Linked DNA regions of Mus musculus: regions 2, 3, 4 and 5 are each linked to region 1. A link is a loop called in an ENCODE intact Hi-C map of the cell type or tissue named here. Cell type or tissue: heart. All regions are shown on one strand. Links, peaks and the distances in the headings refer to the core of each region. The heading gives the core; the rest is flanking DNA.

The links. Peaks named below come from ENCODE experiments on the same cell type or tissue, not always from the same donor. Only the 100,000 strongest peaks of a DNase experiment are listed, where the experiment ranks them.
Region 2: it touches region 1 in a loop (3.0-fold over the local background); 8 of 42 quality-filtered maps call a loop at or near these places.
Region 3: a loop joins it to region 1, with 5 times the contacts of the local background. A loop is called at or near these places in 23 of 42 quality-filtered maps.
Region 4: a loop joins it to region 1, with 9 times the contacts of the local background. A loop is called at or near these places in 23 of 42 quality-filtered maps.
Region 5: a loop joins it to region 1, with 6 times the contacts of the local background. A loop is called at or near these places in 30 of 42 quality-filtered maps.

The regions. Positions count from the first base shown.
Region 1 is chr8:69,918,225-69,922,224 of GRCm38, reverse strand. The region is part of intron 3 of Gatad2a (GATA zinc finger domain containing 2A); the gene reads left to right. Among named protein-coding and RNA genes, the nearest start is that of Tssk6, 18 kb to the right of the region's middle. In heart, for the core only: no CTCF peak of the experiment used is centred there; DNase peaks (open chromatin) are centred at 1,764, 2,169 and 3,024; H3K27ac peaks cover 1,930 bases.
Region 2 is chr8:69,972,006-69,976,545 of GRCm38, reverse strand. It overlaps Gatad2a (GATA zinc finger domain containing 2A), which reads left to right and starts at 2,163. Exons shown (of 13, transcript NM_001113346.1): 1 at 2,163-2,456. In heart, for the core only: no CTCF peak of the experiment used is centred there; DNase peaks (open chromatin) are centred at 2,135 and 2,715; H3K4me3 peaks cover 2,611 bases; H3K27ac peaks cover 2,214 bases.
Region 3 is chr8:70,170,375-70,174,914 of GRCm38, reverse strand. Tmem161a (transmembrane protein 161A) reads right to left here and starts at 2,507. Exons shown (of 12, transcript NM_145597.4): 1 at 2,475-2,507; 2 at 509-612. The coding sequence starts at 2,477. In heart, for the core only: no CTCF peak of the experiment used is centred there; DNase peaks (open chromatin) are centred at 664 and 2,524; H3K4me3 peaks cover 2,494 bases; H3K27ac peaks cover 3,020 bases.
Region 4 is chr8:70,165,083-70,169,622 of GRCm38, reverse strand. Gm45929 (predicted gene, 45929) reads right to left here. Exons shown (of 9, transcript NM_001310055.1): 3 at 4,372-4,540; 4 at 3,959-4,093; 5 at 3,448-3,577; 6 at 3,197-3,330; 7 at 2,925-3,009; 8 at 2,717-2,804; 9 at 2,135-2,557. The coding sequence ends at 2,338. Mef2b (myocyte enhancer factor 2B) reads right to left here. Exons shown (of 9, transcript NM_001045484.2): 3 at 4,372-4,540; 4 at 3,959-4,093; 5 at 3,448-3,577; 6 at 3,227-3,330; 7 at 2,925-3,009; 8 at 2,717-2,804; 9 at 2,135-2,557. The coding sequence ends at 2,338. Among named protein-coding and RNA genes, the nearest start is that of Tmem161a, 5.1 kb to the left of the region's middle. In heart, for the core only: a CTCF peak has its summit at 2,697 (motif pointing right); a DNase peak (open chromatin) is centred at 2,712; H3K4me3 peaks cover 1,245 bases; H3K27ac peaks cover 956 bases; H3K27me3 peaks cover 2,973 bases.
Region 5 is chr8:69,999,251-70,003,790 of GRCm38, reverse strand. No RefSeq gene overlaps it. Among named protein-coding and RNA genes, the nearest start is that of Gatad2a, 27 kb to the right of the region's middle. In heart, for the core only: a CTCF peak has its summit at 1,933 (motif pointing right); DNase peaks (open chromatin) are centred at 1,990 and 2,430; H3K4me3 peaks cover 1,213 bases; H3K27ac peaks cover 2,033 bases.

The DNA of each region.
Region 1 (4,000 bases), core at 1-4,000:
TGAGTCAGGGGAGTCTGGCATTGTCCAACACTTCTGTCTATGCCCTCCAGGACGCTGGTTTGCCTACTCTGGAGAGGCAGCCACTGTGGCCTGGTAGCAGACATGCCAATCTCAAGAGTTAGCTTTGCACAGACAGCCCCATCTTGTCAAGGTGAAACAGGTCCTTTAGGGCCAGCAAAGCTGTCCCACGGCCTTGGGGAAGTAGAGCTCCTACTCTGCTTGGTGCTGACACATCTGAGCATTCAAAACTGAGAAACATGGGTAAAAGAGTGCCCCTCAGGAGGCGGGAGGCAGCATAACTGTGGAGTCCCTCACTTTGTGGAGCACTTTCAACAGCCTAAGTCACTAACCCACAGCTTTGTGGGTGCATCTCCTCTCCACAGGAACAGGCTAATGCCTATAGGAGCGTCACTATGGGGACGGGCCTCTAGCTTTGTGTAGAAGCCCCATAGCCTCTTCCACCCAAGTCAGTTCAGTCATAGCTGACCTTAAGGTTGGGGTGCTTGGGAATACTTATTCTAGAGCAGCATGGCCCTGGCACTGAGGCACCGTGATCCTTCTGGGTGCCCTTATTGGGAGCTGAGGCTGCACCACACCCATGTGAGAGGGATAGGGAGGATGGGGAATCCCTCCTGTGAGTTAGAGACACACAAGCTGTGTAGACAAGGAAGTCAGGCCTATTCAAGAGGGTAGGGTAGCTATGCTTGTCCATCCTGTCCCATCTGTCTGTCTGTTTTCACACAGACATGTACTAGGTGAGAAAGGCGACATCTGAAAGCAGTCCCTTAGGAAACAAAGGGGCCCTGCAGGTCTGATGTCCTCTTTTGGCTTATGTGCCATGGGGCTAATGAATGCCAACACAGGCCATTCCAAAGGTCAGAGGTCCATTGAAGGGTGATAGAGACAGATCATGGCTAGCCAGGGCTTGGTGGACAGACTTGTGAGTCAAGCTAGTCTGTGTTGTGGTGCAAGGTTTGGGTGCAGAAGAGTAGGTGTATAGGCCATGACAGCCAAGCTGGCCCTGAGGAGGACTTGGTCCTCAGTTGATGTAGGTGTTCTTCCTCCTCCGATCAGATTGAAGAGACATGGATAGGATCCAAGCACCTCCTCTGATGTGGGCTATCCCAGTGCTCAGCCCCTTCTCCAGGACACAGCACACATTCCTGGTAGGAGACAGCTTTTGGTGCTAATGGCCAGACTGGCTGGCTTCTGGAGATTTTTACTGGTGATGTGAAGCTACTTCATCACTGTGTGTTTTCAACATAGACAGGTAGGACAGGTTCACACAGCATCCAGAAAAAGCAGTTGTCCCTGCCGGCCTGGCCGTGCTCCAGAGCTCTCCATGTCACTCTTCATTTTACTCTTATGCCTATGGGTTTCATGAAAGGCTCCCTCTGAAATTGTGCCTGTGATTGATCCATGTATTCTGGTTCCTAAGTTAAAAGCTATCTAGAAAAGTGCAGAGAATCTTGAAGGTATTTCTGTTAAAAGCTGAGCTTCGGAAAGCCTTTCAGTTTGGAAGGGAGAGGGGCTTGTGGTTTCCTCTGTTTTTTGTAGGAGATGACCACAGGCGACTGGATGCCTGGAGGCTGCACAGAAAGGGGAAAGTGGAGCCTCCATTTTCTGACAGCACCTGAACCCTTACCTCTCTTCTCAAAATGAAGGCCGTGTGTCACAAACCGGTTAGAACTGCCCGTTGCCATGGTTTTCACGTTGGAAGGCACAGTTAAAGGGTCACATGACCAGAGAGGGAAATGCCTTTGTCACATGACTTTTTGGTGGCCTGATTAGCATAGAGGAAGTTCACTCCGGGCAGGCTGGCTGCTGCTGGGATGCTGAGTGATACTGATAGCAGTGACATCATCTCTGAAATTGATTAGTTGGGGCCCAGGATGGGGTCAGAGAGCAACAGTGGTCAGGGCTGTCTTCCAAGGAAGCCTAAGTCCAGGATGGTCTCTGCCCCAGCAGTGCCCTCATTCCTCACAGACATCTCAAATTTTATTAGACGACTCACCTCAGAAAGATAGGAAAGAGATAAACTCCACAGTTGGGTGTCCTTTGGTCTGCCTAGAAAGCCAGTCCTAGACTGTAACTCTGTCATAGGTGCCTCTTAAGCCCAGCTGTTAATTCACTTGGGCACCCCCCTGGGCCAGTACCACAGCCACGGCACTGGGCTGCTCCTCTGCTACACAATATACAGTTGGTGGCATGCACAGTCAGTGGACCTGGAATTGAAGCTGTCTGATCACCTTGAAACCTGACCTCGGGTGAGGGCCGGTGGGAATGTTGGAGGAGAGATTGACTTGGAGTGTTTGAAGAGACCCGAGGGAGACAGATGCCCAGGGTCTCTTTTTTTAAGCTGTTTTGTTGTTTGTTTGTTTGTTTGTTTTTAAAGATTCATGTATTTGTATATTATTTATTTTTGTACAACAGTGCTTTGCCTGTATGTACGTCTCTGTGAGGGTGTCAGATACCCTGGAACTGAAAATTCAGAAACTTATGAGCTGCTGTGTGGGTGCTGAGAATTGAGCCCTGGTCCTCTGGAAGAGTAGCCAGTGCTTTTAACTGTGGAGCCATCTCACTAGCTCTCTCAATTTTTTTAAATAATTTGTTTGTTTTGTGTGCATTGTTATTTTGCCTGCTTGTGTGTCTGAGTGAGGCTGTCCAAATCCCTGGAATTTAAGTTACAGTAGTGAGCTGTCTTGTGGGTTCTGAGATTTAAACCTATGTTGTCTTAATCACAGAGCCATTTCTCCAGCCCTTCCAGGGTCTCTTTTAAATGACTGGTTTCTGGGCTGCCGAAGCCTGACTCTCAAGAACCTCCAGGCTTAAGCCTTCAGGCTGTGGCCAGTGTGCACGTATAGCTGTCATGTGGGAATCAGGAAGCCAGCCAGATGCTGGCTGGTCAGCCTCTGCCCACCATGCCACTCTTCTTGAGAATACAGCTGGCAGGAACCAGTGGTGGGGACCCAAAGAGTCTTCACCTAGTGACTCACCTCACCCTGCTCAAACCCAAACCACAGAGACAGATCTGCACTGTGACTTCCACCTAACTTTATCCTGTGTCACAGTGCCATCTAGTGGACATATTCTGAGCTGCTTTCCACAAGCAAGTTGGTACTTGCTTGGGTGCTGGGATACACACCAAGGGGCAGTTTAGATTGTCCACTGTGGGCAGTACTTTTTCTAGGACTTAGTGCTCCTCCCACCTCCTTCCTGTGTTACAGCAACAGAGCACACTGGCTTTAAGGATTTAGAAGCAACAGATGTGTATGCCCTCTGATACCCTTCACAAAGAGGGAGGTCTAATTTTGGGGTGCTCCTGTGTGGGTTAACTGATGTAGGCTATATTATAGCCACTGGTCTTTAGCCAGTGTGGGAAGAGTGGTCAGTGTTGTGGACCTGTGCATCTGACAGTGTGTACCACCCCTGCTACAACTGAGCTCCTAGGGAGACTGGCTGTTTGCTCACAGGGAAAAGTGAACTTCCTACACCACAGGATGTGTGTTAGAAGGTTGGTCACAGTGGTGAGTGTTCCATGATGTAACTTCTTCTGAGACTTGAGTGTGCAGGGTTGAGGGCAGAGCCATCACACTCTGTAGACCTGAGCATGAAGTCAGTGAGAGTGGTTCTTTTGAGTTTGAAAACTTGTAGCCACTGCAGCCACTTATGTGTGTCCTAGGTAGGACAATGCAGCAGATGGCCCCAGGTCCCCTTGTGAGGTAGAGAGCAAAAGCTAACAGTACATCATTGTGCTTTTTGGTCTTCTGGGGGGCTGTATGGGACTGGGTTAAGAGAGGGGTGGGCTTCCCATTGGGTAGTTCCCAATGTGAGACCTTGGCTTTGGAGTGCTCACGTCCATCCTACCCAGCACTCAGGAGCTGAGATAGCAGACCAAGATCTGAAGCTCTGTTTACTTGTGACAGAGCTCTGGGGTCGAGTAGCACTTTCTGAAGCATCCATGCTACACCTGAGTACTCAGAGATGGAGCACACCATCT
Region 2 (4,540 bases), core at 204-4,203, 54 kb before region 1:
GTCCTTACCCTGGCTTGGAGTTTGAGGGCTCCCACTTGACCACACTTGGTTCAGTTCATCGCTAATTAAAGTTGGCATTAATCGGAACCAGGTGAGGTAACGGTTTCTTGTTTTGCTGTAATGCACACCATCTGATTAATCACTGTGGCACCAGTGGCTCTTAGAGCTACACGGAAGCCCTGGATTCTGCCGACCCATCTTTCCTTGTACAGGGATGGAGCAGAGGCCCTTGAACTATATACCTGGTCAAGTTTGAGAGCTTTTTGTTTAAGCTGAAACATTTGCATTTCTTTGCCGCAATCGGTATTTTGTATCTTTTTGATGTTGAAGAGTGCTTCTCTTAAGGTTCTGCAAGATGTTGCTTTAAACTTGGAAGGTTTAGGTATGGGTAGGGGTCAGTGACAAAGTTGCCAACTGTAAAACTCCACAGAAATTCAGAAGGACTTAGGGAAGGCAGTGCTGAGGATGAGGATTTTTGTAATTTTTCAAATTTGGGGTGAGACCCACTTATAGATTAGAAGTACTTTTGATGTTTTTCCCAACACAACAGAAGCCATCAGATTACATTACAGTTGTGCAGTAACACATTTCAGTTATGTGTGTTACAAAAAAGGTACTTCAGCAGTTTTCAGGAGTCCTGGTGTCTGTCTCATCACTATTTCAAAGCTGGAATAGGAACATGGCAGGAGTCTGTTTCAGTGATTCTGATATTAACAACTGCTTTGTGACACTAGACTTTCTTTTTTCTTTTTCATTTTTTCCTCTCAAGACAGAGTTTCTCTGTAGTCTTAGCCATAGTACAGACTGGCCACGAACTCATCCACCTACCTTGAGGCTTCATTTTCTTTATTTCATTTCCTTTTCTTTCTTTTTCTTTTTTTAAAGATTTATTTATTATATGTGAGTACACTGTAGCTGTCTTTAGACATACCAGAAGAGGGCATCTCATTACAGATAGTTGTGAGCCACCATGTGATTGCTGGGATTTGAACTCAGGACCTCCAGAAGAGCAGTTGGTGCTCTTAACCACTGAGCCATCTCTCCAACCCTTATATATATATATATTAAAAGAAACTGATGTGTCATGAGTGTTTTGCCTGCATGTGCATCTGTGTACCACATGTGTACTTGTTGCCTGAGGAGGAGAGCCTCCATGTGGGTGCTGGGAATAGAACCCAGGTCTTCCACAACAAGAAGTGCCCTTAACCACTGAGCTAACTCTTTAGCCCTGGGCTTTGTCTTCATAAGATTTCTTTATGACGTGTTTCTGTATGATGAGGACAGAAGGCATAAATACCCTAGAACCGGAGTTATGGTAGGTTGTAAGCCACCATGTGGGTGCTTGGGTCTTCTGCAAGAGCAGCCAGTACCTTTAATTGCTGAGCCATGACTCCAGATGTGTTTTTTAAATTAACATATTTTATTTATGAGCGTGTGTTTGTGTCTGAGGACAACTTGTGCGGATGGAACTCAGGTCATTATGTTTGGTGGCAAGCCTCTTTAAACCACTGAGCCATGTCGCTGTCCTGGAATAGGTTTTCTATGAACTTTGTACTTTTCCCTGTTGAAATTGTAAATTGGCTTCAGATGCTTCATAATCTCCCCAAACTTGCTTCCTTTCTGGCTATTATTGTCTCCTTGGTGTTACCAGAGAGGGTTGGGCGCAGGTTTGTTTTCTTGGGGATTCCTTCTTCTCCAGAGGCACAGGCTAGATGTGGATTACTGGAAGGAGACAGCCGTCCACCTCGTTCTCTGCAGGTGGATTGGCTTGGTGGGTAGGTTGAACTGTCTGCGGTCCGGGGGAGAGGGGTGACCGCTCAGCCGATCGCACCTTCTCACTGGAGGTCAACACCGAAGTTCCTGAGAGGAAGCTTTGCGAGGCCCCGGGCGCGTCTCAGAGTTACAAGAGGTGGCCGTGCAGGGCTCGGGCGAGGTCAGCGTGAGTCAGCCCTGGGCGCGGCCGAGCTCTGTGCACTAAGCTGGCCATGGCTGAGGGGCGCTTAGCAGCCCAAGTGGGAAACCCAGTCGCTTAGCGCAGCGTCGCCAGTCTTTGGGGCTGGGAGGGCGGTGCTTCCGGGTAGGCCCGCCCAGCCTCGCCTCCAGGGAACCACGCCCACATAAGACCACGCCCACAGGGAGCCCCTCCCTTCCCGACCCCGCCCATCCGGGTGCGGGCGGGTGGCGTCGCCTTTAAGAGCTCCCCGGTGTTTTGGGGGCCGCGGGCCGGGCGCGCTGACCTGGTGCGCATGTCCCGGGCGGTGACGCCGGCGCCGGGCTCCATGTGTGCGGCCGAGGGGCGCATTATCTGGCCGGCGGCGCGGGCGGGCGGAGCGGCGGAGCGAGCGCCGCGGGCCCGGGCGGCCCCTCAGGCGCAGCGAGCACGCGCGGCCGGCGCCCCCCGCCCCCAGCCCTGTGGACACGCGCGCTGCCCCTGGGCCCGGTCGGCGCGCGGCCGGGTAAGTTCCTAGCAAACTTGGCAAGGCGGGGCGGGGGCGCGGGAAAGTGGGAGCGCGGTCGTATTCGGTTTGCTGCGCTGCGGTTCGCTTCGCCTGCGCCGCTGGAAAGTTCCCCACCGCCCTCGCACGTGGGGCTGGGGTCCCTGGTCCCCGGAGCCGGGAAGTGGCCGAGTCGCCTCACTCCCTCCTGAGCTTTTCAGGCTGGGAGGCCGCCCCAAGGGGGGCGGCGGGCACACAGCACGTGGACGAGTGGCGTGGGGTGAGAGTCCACGGGAGGGTCGGGGGTCCGAGCCCGGCGGCGGCGTTAAATTCGGCGGCGACGGCGGCGGCGGAGGCGGCGGAGGATCCCGTGTCAGAATAAGAGTCCCTGCGCGCCCACGCCTGCAGGGCCGGTCCCCCCCCCCCCCCACCGTCCTGCTTGGGCTCGCGCCCTTCCTGCTTGACCCTGGGGAGCCATGGGACCCTTCCCCCTCTCTTGGTTCCTGTTTTCCTCATGGCCCTCCACTTTAAATTTGCCTCCGGGTGTACGATGTGGCTCCAATAATTTCTTTTTTCTTCCACCTGGAACGGGTTGGCATCAGTGACTAGACAGCAGCAGCTGGCCTTTTAAAGGGATTAATGCCAAGAATCGGAATTGATCACTTCAACAAGGAAAGGCTTCTGGGCAGGCCTCAGCCGCAGCCGGACTGCGCTCTCCGGAACCCTGAAATGAATGGGGACCCCTCATTAAGACCTGTATGGCAGAATGTTTTGTTTTTCCTTCCCGCCCCTGCAGTTTTAGCAGAGGCTGCAAGTTCTACCTACCTGACTCACTTCAGGTAGTTCACTCTTATCTTGTGGCTTTGGATTCTTTAGGACAAAGTCCTGGTGAGTCTCCTGAGCCTTACATTTTCTTGACAGCATTAACTTCTTTTTATCTTCTTGGAGTATGCAGCACTCCCACGTCCCTGTTAATGTGTGTGTCCATTCACAAAGCGATAGATACCTGTTGTGGATGTAATCTGTATACTGAGCCTGAGTCTCCCTCTTGTTCTTCTCATCCTACCATTCGGTGGTTACGGTGGTTACAACTTTTCTTTAAAGCAACATTACACCACAGCACTGTGAATACCCTCCAGTCCTTAGCTTATACCTGGCTCTCAGTGTGCATGGGCCAAGTTTCCTTTGCAGGTATAGCAGGTACCAAAAATGATCCTTCTGATGTATAATACCTAATTTCCAGATGAGAAGTTGTAGCTTCTACAAGTCCTGTTGTTCCCTCACTGCTTAGTGAAGGGGCAGAGATGTGATTGCTGTACGTTTTCTGCATTAGAACTGGGGAACGTAGCTGCTTTCCCCTTGTATGTGAGAATTCCCCCTGCTCTAGTACATGAAGCAAGCTCCTTGTACCTGTGCAGCTTAGAACACCATGCCAGCCTTTCTGTGTCCTGAGAGAAGAGAATCCAGCTGGCCTTTGAGTGGCATAGCCACCACGCTTGTGCTTCAGACCCAGAGTTCTCTAGAGGAAGCAGTTAAGTGTGGTAATCACCCACTCTTACTCCTCACTCTCTGTCCACCTCTCATTCTTCTTTTGCTCCCTACAATTCTGAAATACTTTAAAAAACAATGTCATTTTTTGTATGTTTGTACTCATGAGCATGTGTGGAGTCAGGTCAACTTTCAGGATTTGCTTCTTCCACCATGTGGGTTCAGAGAAAGAGCTTGTGTGAGGAGGCTTGGGGGCCAAGTGTCTTTTCCAGCTGATCACCAGGTCCCAATCCTCTCTTTAATTCAAAGATTGCTTTTCCCCTTGGAAGCTGAGTAGCTCTGGAAATGGGAGCATTTGTGCATTACTGATTGATCGCTATGCCTTGTTAGTTCCACTTTGATGACATTTCTTTAGTGTCATGTCATCTCTATTAGTGTGTTATTTGGCAGGTCCTGTGATGAAGCATATTATGATGTAAAGTGTCTGGGTTCAAGCCTCCTTGGGAAGCTTTCTGGAATCTTGCATCTGTGTGCTGCCCTACCTCCACTCCCAGTAACGAGCTATTTTGTGTTGTTGGTTTTGTTTCTTTTTGAGACTGGGTCTCATTCTAGCCAAG
Region 3 (4,540 bases), core at 242-4,241, 250 kb before region 1:
TTAAAAGTGCTTGCTGTTCTTGCAAATGACCCCACCCCCAACCCACCATGCTGGGCAGCCCACAACCATCCATAACTGGCAACTTTCACTTAGGAAAGGCACAAACCACACACAGATACACATGTGACAATGTGACATACACAGTTGAAAAGAAATGTTTTGAAATGCGGATGGGAGGCTGAGGCAGAGGGACTGCCACACTTTCACAAGCAGCTGGAACTACAGTATGAGACTCTGTCTAAAAACCACAAAACCGGGGCTGAAGCAATGGCTCAGGGGTTAAGAGCACCTCCAGGTGACCTGGGCTGGGTTCTCCATCCCCGCATCAGGCAGCTCATAACTACTGTAACGCCAGCCCCAGTGTATGAGTGCACAACCCCACTCGTGGAGACAACCCCTACACATAATGGAGGAGGAGGAGGAGGAGAAGGAGGAGATTTTTAAAAGGAACAAACAGCATGCACCATGGGACCACTGCAGCAGGACAGGCAGCAGAACATTCCCTTACCTGCCATTGCAGAGCAGCCAGCGTGCGAAGGAACAGTGTGGCGCTAGCCTGTGCATGAGGGTGGCGGTGAACAGAGTCACCACCAGCTGCACTCCAAGGACCGCCTAAAGGGGCAGCTCTAGTCAGAAAATCTCAAGTGCTCTGACGTAACACAGGTTATTTATAGAGCAGGTGGGTGGGTGGAGAGGGCCAGCCTTGGGCTCTGGTGGTATCTCTCAGAAGTCAGTGGGTATGAGCCAGAGTCTGTCTTCAGCGCCCTAGGCATCCCCAGCAGCTCACCTGGTCCTGACCCCTGCTTCCACCAGCAGAGCCCTGAACCCCTTTCCTGAATACTTCTGTTTGCTTTGTGAGCTCTGGATGTGCCTATGTGGGTAGATCAGGCTGGCCTCCGACCTACAGAAATCTACCTGCCTCTGGTTCACCAATGTTGGGATTAAAGGCCAGAGTCAGCACACCCAACTATTTGTCTAAAGGATGTTTCTTGCCAGGCAGGGTGTGTAATCTTGGGTTTAATCCTCACATTTGGGAAACAGGTGCAAACAGATGGCCAAGTTCGAGGCCAGCCTAGTCTATAGAATGAGTTCTAGGACAGCCAGGGCTACACAAAGAAACAATATCTGAAAAAAAAAACAAACAAAATAAAACAAAACAAAACAAACAAACAAACAAACAAACACAAGACAGAAAGAAAGAAGAAAGAAACCAAGGAAAGAAGGGAAGGCCAGAGATAGGTTGATTTCCTATAGCCCAGGCTGGTCTGGATCTCAGAACACAGCTGAAGGTGACCCTGAACTGCTGGTCCTCCTGTCCCCACTTCCTGAGTGCTAGGGTGATAGCGTGTACCCACACCCAGTTTGTGCAGTGCAGGGGTGGAGCCCCGTCCATGCTAGGTAAGCACTCTACCAAATGATAGACGCCAGCTCTCCATCCCAGGAAGAGTTCAGAGCACAGCTCCACAAATCTTTCAGAAGGAAGCTAAGTCAGGCTCCCGCCGACACAGCACTCATTTCTGTAATTATCTAATTATATACACTGTGTGCCACTAGAGCTGCCTGCCTGCATTCTGCTTTCATACCCAATTAACATGAAATACAGATCAATATAAAAATCTGTCAGCCAGGTGTACTGGTGTACAATTTTGCTTGGATTTTTTTGAGACAGGGTTTCTCTGTGTAGCCCTGGCTGTCCTAGAACTCACTCTGTAGACCAGGCGGGCTTCGAACTCACAGAGATTCACCTGCCTCTGCCTCCCAAGTGCTAAGATTAAAGGCATTTGCCATCACTGCCCATCAACACCAACAAGTAAGACCCTTTGTAAATAATTTTTAATGGGTAAATAGAAAAAAATAAAAGGACTGGGACGCTAGAGAGATAGCTCAGGGCTTAAGAGTACTGATTGCTCTTCCAGAGGTCACAGGTTCAATTCCCAGCATCCATTTGGCAGCTCACAGCCCTTTCTAACTCCACTCTCAGGGAATCCTACATGTCTTCTCTGGCCTCTAAGAACAGCACACACACACACACACACACACACACACACACACACACACACACACACACACACACACACACACACACGGTAGACAGACATACATACAAAACATTCATACTTAAATAAATAAAATAATGAAAAATAAAAAAAGATTTTAAAAGACAAACAGAAAGCCGTGAATAGTGGCACAAGTTTGACATCTCAGCACTCCAGAGCCAGGAGAATCAGAAGTCCGAGGTCCCCATAGGCTACGAATAAGTTCTAGTACAACTTGGGCTACATGGGACCCTGTCAGAAAGCAAAGATAGCTGCAATCCCAGCTCCCTCACTCCAGTCCAGAGCCCTAGCTTCACCTCCCAACGCGTCCAGCACCACTGACTACACGACACTTCCAAATAGCCCGCGCGGTTTGGGGAACCCTCTCAGCTCAGTTAGGCCGTTCTCCACCCCGGGGATCCCAGAGGGCCTGCTCACCATGTCCGCTCCCTGGGCGCACAGCGGTACGAGGCTGGAGGCGGGGAAGCGCTGAGGTATCTTGGCCAATTAGAGACAGAATGCTGTTGACGAGCATCCTGGGAAGTCAGTCATCGGGCTAAGAATGGGATGGGTGTGCGCAATGCATGCTGGGAACTGTAGTTTTAGCTGGAGCATGAGGTCGTTTCGTCTGCTGGCTTTTCCTTCTTTTTTCTTTTCTTTCTCTTTTTGCCCTTGCCGTGTGTGTGGTGTGTGTCGTGTGTGTGCCGTGTGTGTGTGTGTGCGTGTGCGTGTGACAGAGTACCTATGTAACTTCTGCTGGTCTGTCCTGAAATTCACTCTGTAGACCACGCTGGCCTCAAAGTACTGGGGATTAAAGAAAGCCTGTGCCACCACTACCCGGTTGGTTTTATTTTCTAGTATGTATCTGTATCTTGTGGGGTTTTTTGTATTTTGCACGTAGCTGCAGTCCTTGGAGTCCAGAGGAGAAGGCCAGATCCTTTGACCCTAAAGATACATGTGGTTGTTTATTGGTTGAGAAGAGGGCTTAGACTGAACTTGGGTTCCCTACAAAAGCAATACTTGCTCCTAGTCAACTAACCAACTTTCTAGCTTTCTAGTTTTGTTTTTACTTGGACGTGGGGGGGGGGGGGGGAGGAGTTCTTACTTTGTGTGTGGGAGGACATTGGATACCTTGCTAGAGTCAATTCTCTCGCTATCATGTGGACCCCAGGGGATCAAACTCAGACTTCACAGAAAAAGCCTCAACCGGCTGAACAGGCTTGCTAACCCTGTTTGGTTTTAGTAGGGTCTGAACTTCTCTATGTAGACAAGGATGACCTTGAGGTTCTGATCCTGCTGTAAAATGCTCAAGTAACAGATGTGTCTCACCATGCCCGGTCAGTGTTCTCACTCACCACGGATGGAGCTCACCATGCAAACGTAAGACCTGTGTTGTATGAGCGACCTCCCCAGCTCACTACACCATCACCCCAGTTCAGACAGTAGCCTGGATGTCTGTGTGTGTGCACGTCACTCTCTGAGCCACACCCTCCTCACTAGACAGCCCGGCATAGTGGATCGCATAGCTGTCCTCTCTCTTAGAGAGCTAAGACAGGAGCATGTTTTAAGACTAATGACAGCCTAGGCTGTGTAGCCAGACTGAAGCCACTAGTGCTTCATATTTTAAGACTGTCTCAAAAACAAAACAAAAAACAGGAAAAAAAAATAAAAACCAGGGCCGAACGTGGTGGCGCATGCTTTTAATCCCAGCACTCGGGAGGCAGAGGCAGGTGGATTTCTGAGTTCGAGGCCAGCCTGATCTACAAAGTGAGTTCCAGGACAGCCAGAGCTAACAGATAAACCCTGTCTAGAAATAAAATAAAGTAAAAACCAGGAAGGAACACTTGTTAGGTTGATGAGATGTTTCTTTGGGCAAAGGAGTTTTTTTACCACAATGAGGGCCTGAGTTCCAACCCTAGCACCCACATGGTAGAAGGGAGAATCATGCCTGCGAGTTGACCTCTGACCTCCACTCCACTCATGCATTATACACTTGCTTCCATCGACATGATAGTAGTTAATGTTTAAAAAGAGGGTGCTGACTGGCCTTAGTGGTTCACATCTCTAACTCCTGTACTAGCCAGACACAGAAAGCCATTTTTGATAGTTTGGAGCTAGCCTGATCTTCCTAATGATTCAAACATAAATTCCAAAAGGCTCAAACAACAATGGGGAGATTTGGGCTCATGGAATAGAAAATGCTAGAGTTAGACCCACAGGGTAGGGTGGTGGGGCTTACATGGAATCCAGCTAGGTCAGGAGGGCTGTGAACCTGAGAGCACCCTGAGCTGGCAGGCCTCCTTTTGTTTTTGTTTTTGTTTTCTAAACCAAAGCATCATGTACAACAACCTCAGCCTCAGATACAGCTTGAGCAAGAACTGTCATCTTAGGACCCTACAGTCTTCCCCAAGCGGCTTTGAGAGAGGGAGGGAGGGGCAGCTCTTATCTTGGTTAAGTCCTGGACAGGCCTGGGTGTCTGGCTGTCTTGTGGGCACATTCTCCTA
Region 4 (4,540 bases), core at 305-4,304, 250 kb before region 1:
AGACCAGGCTGCTCTCTAACTCAGAAATCTGCCACCTTCGTCTGCAGAGTGCTGAAGTTAAAGACATAGGACACCACTCCCCACCTCCCAGGCCTGTTTGGTTTTCAGAAACTTCCTCATGCCCTACTGGCTCAATGTCTGGGCTGTGGAAGCCCTGAGGATCATTCTAGAACCCTGAGGCCTCTTCTGGGTCCCGCTGGGCCTCACAACCTGGCTTCAGTCTTGAGTGCTCACAGATTCTGTTTCTTAGTGTTGGAGTGGCCTAAGGCCATAGTCAATCCCCTGCCCCAACCCCAGTGGTGTCTGAGGCACTCGTCGGGGGAGGGCAGAGCCAGGAACAGCCGGGCAAAAGATGGCTACTGAGTTTCAAAGGCCCTTTAAGTGCCACCCAAGCACCCAAGCAACCTTGCTCCCTCCTGCTCCAGGATGTGGTGTCATAATGGAGACCAGGAGGACTGGGTGGAAAGAGAGGGCTGAGCCTAGAAACCTATTTTTTTAAATCTTGTTTTTACATGGACTTACGCCAGTGGTTCTCAACCTTCCTAATGCTAAGAAGCCCCTTTAATACAGTTCCTTATGGTGTGGTAAGCCCCCAACCATAAGATTATTTCCATTGCTACTTTTAACTGTAATTTTGCTATTGTTATGAATTGCAAAGTAAATATCTGTGTTTTCCAATGATCTTCGGTGGCCCACGGGTTGAGAAATGCTGACTGGGGAAAGGTGTGGTGTTGCCACAAGTGGACAACACATGGGGTCCGTTTTCTCCTTCTGCCATGTGCATTTCCTCCTGGGGCTGAACTCAGAGCTGGCAAGTGCTTTTCCCACAAGTGCAGCCATCTTGCCCTAGAGGACCCCACCCCCTCTAAAACTAAAAGGCATTCTTGTACAATCATCATTTCGGTTCGCATGAATGCGAGCTTCCCGGTATACTTGCCTGCACCCTGGCAGAAGCTGTGGGAGGACATCAGGTGTCCTCTTTGAGACAGGGACTCTGCCTGAACCAGACACAGAACTTTCTAGGCTAGAGTAGCAGCCAGCAAACCTTCAGCAGAGCTAGTTCTAATTAGCAGTGTCTGTGGAACCCTGGGCTTGTGACCAGGACACTCGGGACTGGACCCTAGTCACATGATGACATAACCAACATTGCACCCTCTGAGCCATCTCTGCAGCCCAGGACACACTTGGAGGAGGAAGGGTGCAGCCCCAAAGCTCTTGCTCCACCCTTTCATTGTTTTTACATATATTATGTCTGTCTCCTTGTAGAACCGTGCCAACACAGCCTCAGAGGACACAGAAAGGGAGTGGGTGTCTTATTCCCCTCAGATATGATCTGTCTTTAAGCTGGAGCTGGGCTACTAAGCCCCAGCCATCCTTTCCCCACTTTACTCTGGCATCTAGACCACATCTGGCTTTTTATATGAATGCTAGAGATTCGAACTCAGATCTTAACGCTTGCATAGCAAGCTCTCTTACCATCGACCTTTCCCCCTTCCTCTCCCCATTTATATATTTATCCGTTCATTTGCATCTGTAGGGGGAGCACCTACACGTAGGGAGGTCAATGGACAACTTGAAGGCAGTTGGTTCTTTCCTTCCACCAACAGAACTTCCAACAATAAAACTCAGGTCCACAAGATTGGCAGCAAGGGCCTTTACCACATGAGCCATTTTGGAGCATCCCCTCTTTACTTTTTGTTTTCTATTTTTTGAGACAGGGTTTCTCTGTATAGCCCTGGCTGTCCTGGAACTCACTCTGTAGACCAGGCTGACCTCGAACTCAGAAATCCACCTGCCTCTGCCTCCCAAGTGCTGGGATTAAAGGCGTGTGCCACCACCGCCCGGCTCCTGTTTACCTTTTAAAAAGTGTTCTCAGTCCCAGGCTGTCCTGGTCACCACAGGCAACCACTTTACTCCTACTCTCACTGCCATGGTGACATGGCTGTGGTCTCATCCGAGAGTCACACTTCCAGGAGCAGTTCAGACCTCCTGGCTCATCCTTGGTGGCGATGCAATGCCTGTGGCTCCTTCTTAGGTCACCCCACCTTCTACCTGGCCTTCCTCTTGGAACCCGTTTCTGTGGTATGCACCCCAAAGCCAGTGTAGGCAAAAAGAGATCTTTGAGGAGATTGGGTGTGGCTATTCCAGGCTCGGGAGCTCTGAGCTAGGGGCTGCCCAGTGCCCTCCCGAGTCCTTGGGCTTTATTGATGCAGCGGCCCCCAGGAAGGGACAGGGCCTTAGTGATGCACAGTGGGTGCCCTCGTCCGTCCGTCCTGGTGGTATAGGGAACCTGAGACTTCGGGAACTCTGTGGAGGCTGGAGGAACCTCTTGGAGCGCTACCGTGGCCAGCTGTCAGGGGTCAAGCGGTGCAGGGAGGCCGAGGGCCGCAGTGGCTCTGCAAGGGGCCTGGCAAGGAGCAGCGGGTAGGGGAAGGACCTGGGGAAGTCGCCAGAGGTCCCAGTGACTGGAGACAGTCGCTCAGACTTGATGCTGACCGGAGGTGTCGGAGGGGAGGCCCCTCGGCTGGGGGGACCCTCCTTGCACAGACTGCGGGCACTGCTGGAGAGATGGGGGAAGGGAGGCAGGAAGAGGAGAGACCCACAAGATAGGTAAGAAGGCTTGTAGGCCATGGGGTTCTCTCTAAATCTCACAGCCCCACCCTCAGCCTGGTCTAGACGAGTCTCGCTCCTGGCCGCCAGGGGGCGCCCAACTCACACTGGCCGGGCGGGGTCTACAGCGTCCCTCGTTGGTGGCCAGGGTGAGGGTTGCAGGGGTCCCTGAGCTGCGTCTCCCGGGCTGCAATCTACGGGCAGAGGCTGGGTGAGCGGAGATCCTGTCAGTACTCCAACCCTCCCGCTCCCGGGCTTGGGGTTGGGGCGAGGGACCCACAACGGTCAGGCAAATCAGACAGGGCTGGGTGCACCTGTGGAGCCTGATGGTAAGAAGGCAAAGCTACCCAGAGCGGGGCCTGGGGCACCGGGACTCTGCAGGCCGCTGTACAGGCTTCTCTGCAGGAACAACAGAGGGAAAACTGTAGTTGGTTGTGACCACCTGCCTCTTTCCTTCCTCTCTCCCACTTCCTTCCCTCCTCCTCCTCCTCCTCCTCCTCCTCCTCCTCCTCCTCCTCCTCCTCCTCCTCCTCCTCCTCCTCCTCCTCCTCCTCCTCTATCCTCTTCCAACTCTCTCCCCTCTCACTGAGGTGCCCAATCCCCCTCGGGCACCAACCAGGCCAGGGGGCAGGTCTGGCCTCCGCCCATCAGTCGCCAGGTACAGAGGCGGGGGCGTCTTGCTCGCAAGGTGGCTTGGAGAGAAGATCGGGTGTCCCAGGCCTGGGGGGAGGTGAAGACCCAGGAAAAGAGAGGCTGTCGTGTCACTCATAGAGTTCAGAGCCCGGGTTCCTCGTGCCCTTCTGCCCTCCCCACACGCTAACGCTAACGCTCGCTCACCCGGGGGTCGAAAGTGAGGCGGGCGGCTGTGGACAGACGGGGCCTCCCCCAGCCCGCCAGGATCACAGCCTGGAGTGGCTGGTGGGACCCGGTAGGACAGCTCTGAAACCGACATTGCGGGGGCCACGGGCTGTGGACAGAGAGAGGAGAGAATGAGGCAGAGGGGGCTCTGTGCCTCAGAAGTTTCTGAGGGTCTCCATTAAGGCCTAGACCCAAGGCTGGGGTTGCCAGGTGGGCTCCATCTCAGCTGCATAGCCTTGTTCAGGGCTGAGGTCTCCCTCTGCAGAGCATGGGGTGTCAGAAATTGTGGCAGGAAGACTTGCTTGCTGAACTGTTACTGCCCTTCGAAGCCCGGGTCATAAAGTGCATTCTTCACCCATCCAGGACAAGACTGGCTTCCACGAAGTGGCTCCCCTGTCTGGCCTTTTAGCACTACTCCCGGAGTCTCAAACTCAGACTGTGTATTGGAAGTGTGTTGGGGGTGAGAGGGGGCACAGGGAAGTCCTCTTACATAGATCCGAGGCGGGGGCGAGGCCGAGCCTCTGTCACCCCCCAGTGTCCTCAGCAGCTTCTCTCCAGGACCTTCTGGCCCCTCCTCCATATCCAGCTCGGGCCCATCAAGGCCCACGCCCCTCCTCTTCAGTGTCTGTGGGAACAGCAGATGACAGGGTGGGCCCTCAGACCTTATCCGACTCCTAGAACTTGGTTCTCAGGTACTTGGGAGAGACCTTCTCCAGCCAAACTGCACAGACAGATACAGATGGGCGTGGCCTGCTCCAGAGGGACCCCAGGGACTAAAACCACTGTGAGTTCCCCTGAAGTTCAAGTCCCTTTAGTGTTAGAGGAAAGGATCAAGAACTAACAGGGTGACACAGTGACCAACCGGCCAGGATGTGCCCGGGGACTGCAGGCGGCTTCAGGTACCTGAAGGATATCCGCGTTGGTGCGGCTCTCGTGCGGCTCACTGTACTCGGTGTATTTGAGCAGCACCCGGTCCATGTCGCTGCTCGCATACTGGAAGAGGCGTTGCGCGCTGTTGAAGATGATCAGGGCAATGTCGCAGTCACAAAGCACGCTCAGCTCATAAGCCTTC
Region 5 (4,540 bases), core at 285-4,284, 81 kb before region 1:
TTTCTCTCCCTCTTTCTTTCCCCTCTCCCCTGTCCCCTCTCCCTCTCTCTCTCTGGCTGGAGAGATGGCTGGCTCTTGGTTAAGAGCAGAATCTACTCTTCCATAAGGCCAAAAGGTTAGGCTTTGATTTCCAGCACCTAAATTGGAGGCTCACTTCAGACTCAGAGCGGGTGGTTGGGGTGGGATATTCCAGCAGGAGGCAGTGTCCTTCAGAAACCAGAAATCTGAGTAGATCCCACGAGCTCACTCTCTGAGCTAGGCTCAAATACCTATGGGGGGTGGGGGGGGCAGGGAGGAGGAACTGGAGGGCATGAGATGGTATCACAGATCCCAGGTGGGACCACACCCACATTCAGGGAGGCAAAGAGGCACCTGCCTTGTGCTTCAGTTTATGTTGGTAATGCTATGTTCAAACCTTACTGAAGCTCCAGGTGGCTGTGAGTAAGCTCACTTCCTTCCTTCTTCTTATGCGGCTCCTGTCTAGGAAGAATGCTTTCTCTTTCAGAAACTCGAAATTGAAAGAAATGCTCTTCCTGGTGGTGGAGAAGTCACTGTAGTTCACTGACTAACACAGCTGTAGATCAGCTGACACAAAATCCCTGGGTTCCATGTACCGTAGCACATGACTATCATCCCAGCAGTTGGGAGGTGAAAGCAGGAAGATCAGAACTTGATGGTCATCTTTGGCTACATAGAGAGTTTGAGTCCAGCCTAGGTTACATAAAACCCTTTTTCAAAAAATAAACTATTGCCAGGCAGTACTGGGGCACGCCTTTAATCCCAGCACTTGGGAGGCAGAGGCAGGTGAATTTCTGCGTTCAAGGCCAGCCTGGACTACAGAGTGAGTTCCAGGACAGCCAGGGCTACAGAGAAACTCTGTCTCAGAAAAAAAAAAAAAGGAAAAATAAATAAATAAATAAATTTTAAATATTTAAAAATTTAAATCTTTTAAAAAAACTCAGCCAGCAGCTTTGTGTGGTGGCACAGGCCTGTGATCCCATAGGAGGCTGAGACAGACAGGAATATCAGGCAGCTTGAGCTATATATTAAGGCCCTGTCTACAAAATGCTTGGCTGAAAGGGCTCCTGGGCTTAGTCTGGCTTTGCTTCTGTATATTCTAGAAACTCATCTCAATAAAGGCACAGTGTGGTCCACCATAGCTTGTAGATGTCTGCTTGATTTTCTCTAGGGAAGCACAGGGGTGCGAACGACGGCCTGTTGGTGCCATTGCACCTGATCTTTTTCCCTCTAAAAACAATGATTTGCTTCCCTGGGGAAACCAGGACCAAGCCCACAGACCCTCAAAAGGATGCTGCTTTCAGTAGGTCAGTGATTCTAGAGATACACAACACACAAGCTGGGTCAACTCTAATGAATGAAGATGCCTGCAGGGATGCAGGGTGTGGTATTTAGCTCTGTGCAAAGCAACTCAGCCATTTAGAGACTCTTTAGTGACTCTGTATAGCTTTAACCTAACTCCCTTTTCTCTTTCCTTCCTCCCTTCTTGCCTCTTTCTTTTCTTCCCTCCTTCTGTCACCCTCCCTTTCCTTGTAGCCTAGGCTTTCCTGGAATTCCATATGTAGCTAAAGATAACCCTTAAATTCCTAATCCTCCAGCCAGGCGTGGTTGTGCACGCCCTTAATCCCAGCACTCTGGAGGCAGAGGCAGGCAGATTTCTGAGTTCGAGGCCAGCCTGGTCTACAAAGTGAGTTCCAGCTTGGGCTATACAGAGAAACCCTGTCTCGGAAAAAAAAAAAAAAACAAAAATAAAAACTTAATCCTTACGTGACATGCTGCTGTGACAGTGGTGGGTCAGTACACACAGTTCTCCCTTCGTTTCCTCTTTTTTTTTTCCTTTAAAAATAAAGATATATTTAATTTTTATTAACGTGTCTATCTGTGCACATGTGCCTTGCAGGTGACCTTAGAGGACAGAAGGGGGCGTTGGATCCCTTGGAGCTGCACACAGAGGCGACTGTGAGCTGCCATAAGTGGGTATTTGGGTCACACTCAAGAGCAGCAAGTGCCACTAAGCCGTCTTTCCAGAGCCCACTTCCCTTTTCTCTTCCCCTCCCCTTCCTCTGCAAGCCAGGCTATCCTCAGACTCACAGTGATCCTCTTCTGAAGTGCTGCGATTATTACCGCACCTGTTTTTTGTGTTGTTTCTCAAAAGAGGGTCTGTAGCTCAGACTAGCCTTCAATTTACGATCCTTCCTTCAGCAGTCTCCTTTATGCCGGGACAGACCTGGGCCCTCGACCCTGGAGGCTATAACCTTTTTGCTATCTGTCTGTGGCATTACTCAGCGGTCACTCTCAGTGCTGGTGGAACGCTTCCTCTGTGCGAGGGGACTTCTCAGGAGAGCAGCCACAGGTCTCTGGCTGGCAGAGGCCCCGCCTTCCTAACGCCTGTGGGGCTGCCTGGGCCAGCTCCCACTTCCCTATATGGGCGTGAATGTCACTCAGCCTGTTCGTCAAGTTGATTCCCCAGACCCAGGAAGGGCCACGCCTTGGTGAAGAGATGCAATCAGCTTCCACCAGGGAAAGGAAACTCATCCTTCAGTCACATGGCTCTTGCTTCAGTTTTTATTATAAAACTAGGCTGCCCTTGGCTCTGAGGTTCAGGAATTTCACTAGAGTATCTACCTGGAGTCTCTCTTCAAAGAGAGTTCACTTCAGACAAAGAAAAGGGTTAGGATTATTATTTTTTCCTTAGCCCAGGCTGTTCTTGAACTATGAAGATGAGGATGACCTTAGATTTCTGAGTGTCTTGCCTCTATTTCCTAAATTCTGAGCTGACAGGTGTGCACCATCACACCTAGTTTATGTGGGGCCGGGAATGCACACTGTGCACACTGGGCAATCACTATCAACTGAATTGCATTCCCTGTCTAGGTCTCAAAAGTTTTGATTATTTATTTGGATTATTTTACCAGTACAGTAGTAGTTTAGTTGTGTGTGTGTGTGTGGGGGGGGCATATATTGAGCTGGACACTAGCTAATGCACTGCTTATCAATTTTTAAAAAAGATTTATTATTATATGTAAGTACACTGTAGCTGGCTTCAGATGCACCAGAAGAGGGTCAGAACTCATTACGGATGGTTGTGAGCTACCATGTGGTTGCTGGAATTTGAACTCAGGACTTTCAGAAGAGCAGTCAGTGCTCTTAATCACTGAACCATTTCTCTAGGTCCCAGCACCAATTTTTGATTGCTAATGTGAGCATGCTCTCCATGAGACCATAGTGCTTTCTCACCTTTGAGCATGTTGCTGGATTGGAGATTTAAAGTTTTTTATGTGTATAAATGTATGTAAGCACACCACATGCACCAGATCTCCTGGAACTGGAGTTATAGAGGGTTGTGAGTCACCATGTGAGCGCTGGGAATGAAATCTGGTTCTCTGCAAGAGCAATACGTGTTATAATTGTTTTTGGATTTGAGATGTAAATAATACAAGTGTCAGTTAAGATGTAATACTACAGTTGAGCAGTTGATGTAGACCAATAACAGTAGCTGAGTGTACCTGCCTTTCTTTCTTCCTTCCTTTCTTTCCTTCTTTCTTTCTTTCTTTCTTTCTTTCTTTCTTTCTTTCTTTCTTTCTTTCTTTCTTTCTTTCTTCTTTCTTTCTTTCTTTCTTTCTTTCTTTCTTCCTTCCTACCTTCCTTTTTTTTTTTTTTTTTCTTTTTTCGAGACAGGGTTTCTCTTTGTAGCACTGGCTCTCCTGAAACTCACTCTATAGGCCAGGCTGGCATCGAACTCAGAAATCTGCCTGCCTTTGCCTCCTAAATGCTGGGATTAAAGGCGTGCGCCACCAAGGCCCAGCACTGCCTTTCTCTTCTGCATACAATGGGAAATTACATACTATGCTGACCTATAATCCCATCAATAATTGTTGATTCAACAATAAATTATGCTAGATGTAATGGAATACACCTACCAAGAGGACTATGTGTGCTAGGTCATCCTGAACTACATAGTAAGCTCTAAGCCAACCTGGGCTACACAGTAAAAACCCTTCTCAAGAAAAACAAGAAAAGTTATGTGTAAAGTACCAAGGGATCACTTAAATAGGTTGATTCTTGTGCTAGCAAAATATCCCAGTTAGTGACAGGAATTAAACTAGCTTTTGTTCCCTACTGTGGGCCAGTGCAAGGCACTTTAGTTCACATCTCTAGTGTAAGCCTTTGGGCAAATTTCTGGTTTTTCTATGCAACCCAGGATGGCCTAGAACTTGAGATGCTCCTGCCTCAGCCTCCCTTGTGGGTTCTGATGTCTTCCGCCATGAGGGTGATTATTGGCCTTCTTAAGAAGTGGCAGGTATGGGTTTGTTTCCAGTTCTGCCAGCCCTTTGGTTCAACATGAAGAGAATGTGGTAGCTCCTGAGCAGAGGGGCCAAGCGTGCAGGGAACATCTTCGTGTTTACCATGGCTCCCTTCCTTAGTCAGTGACGCTGTGTTTGTTGGCCTCATCATTTGGGACCAGTTTAAGATCAGTTAAGAAGTCATAGTCCCTCCAATCCCTGTTACTATCTGCACTTAC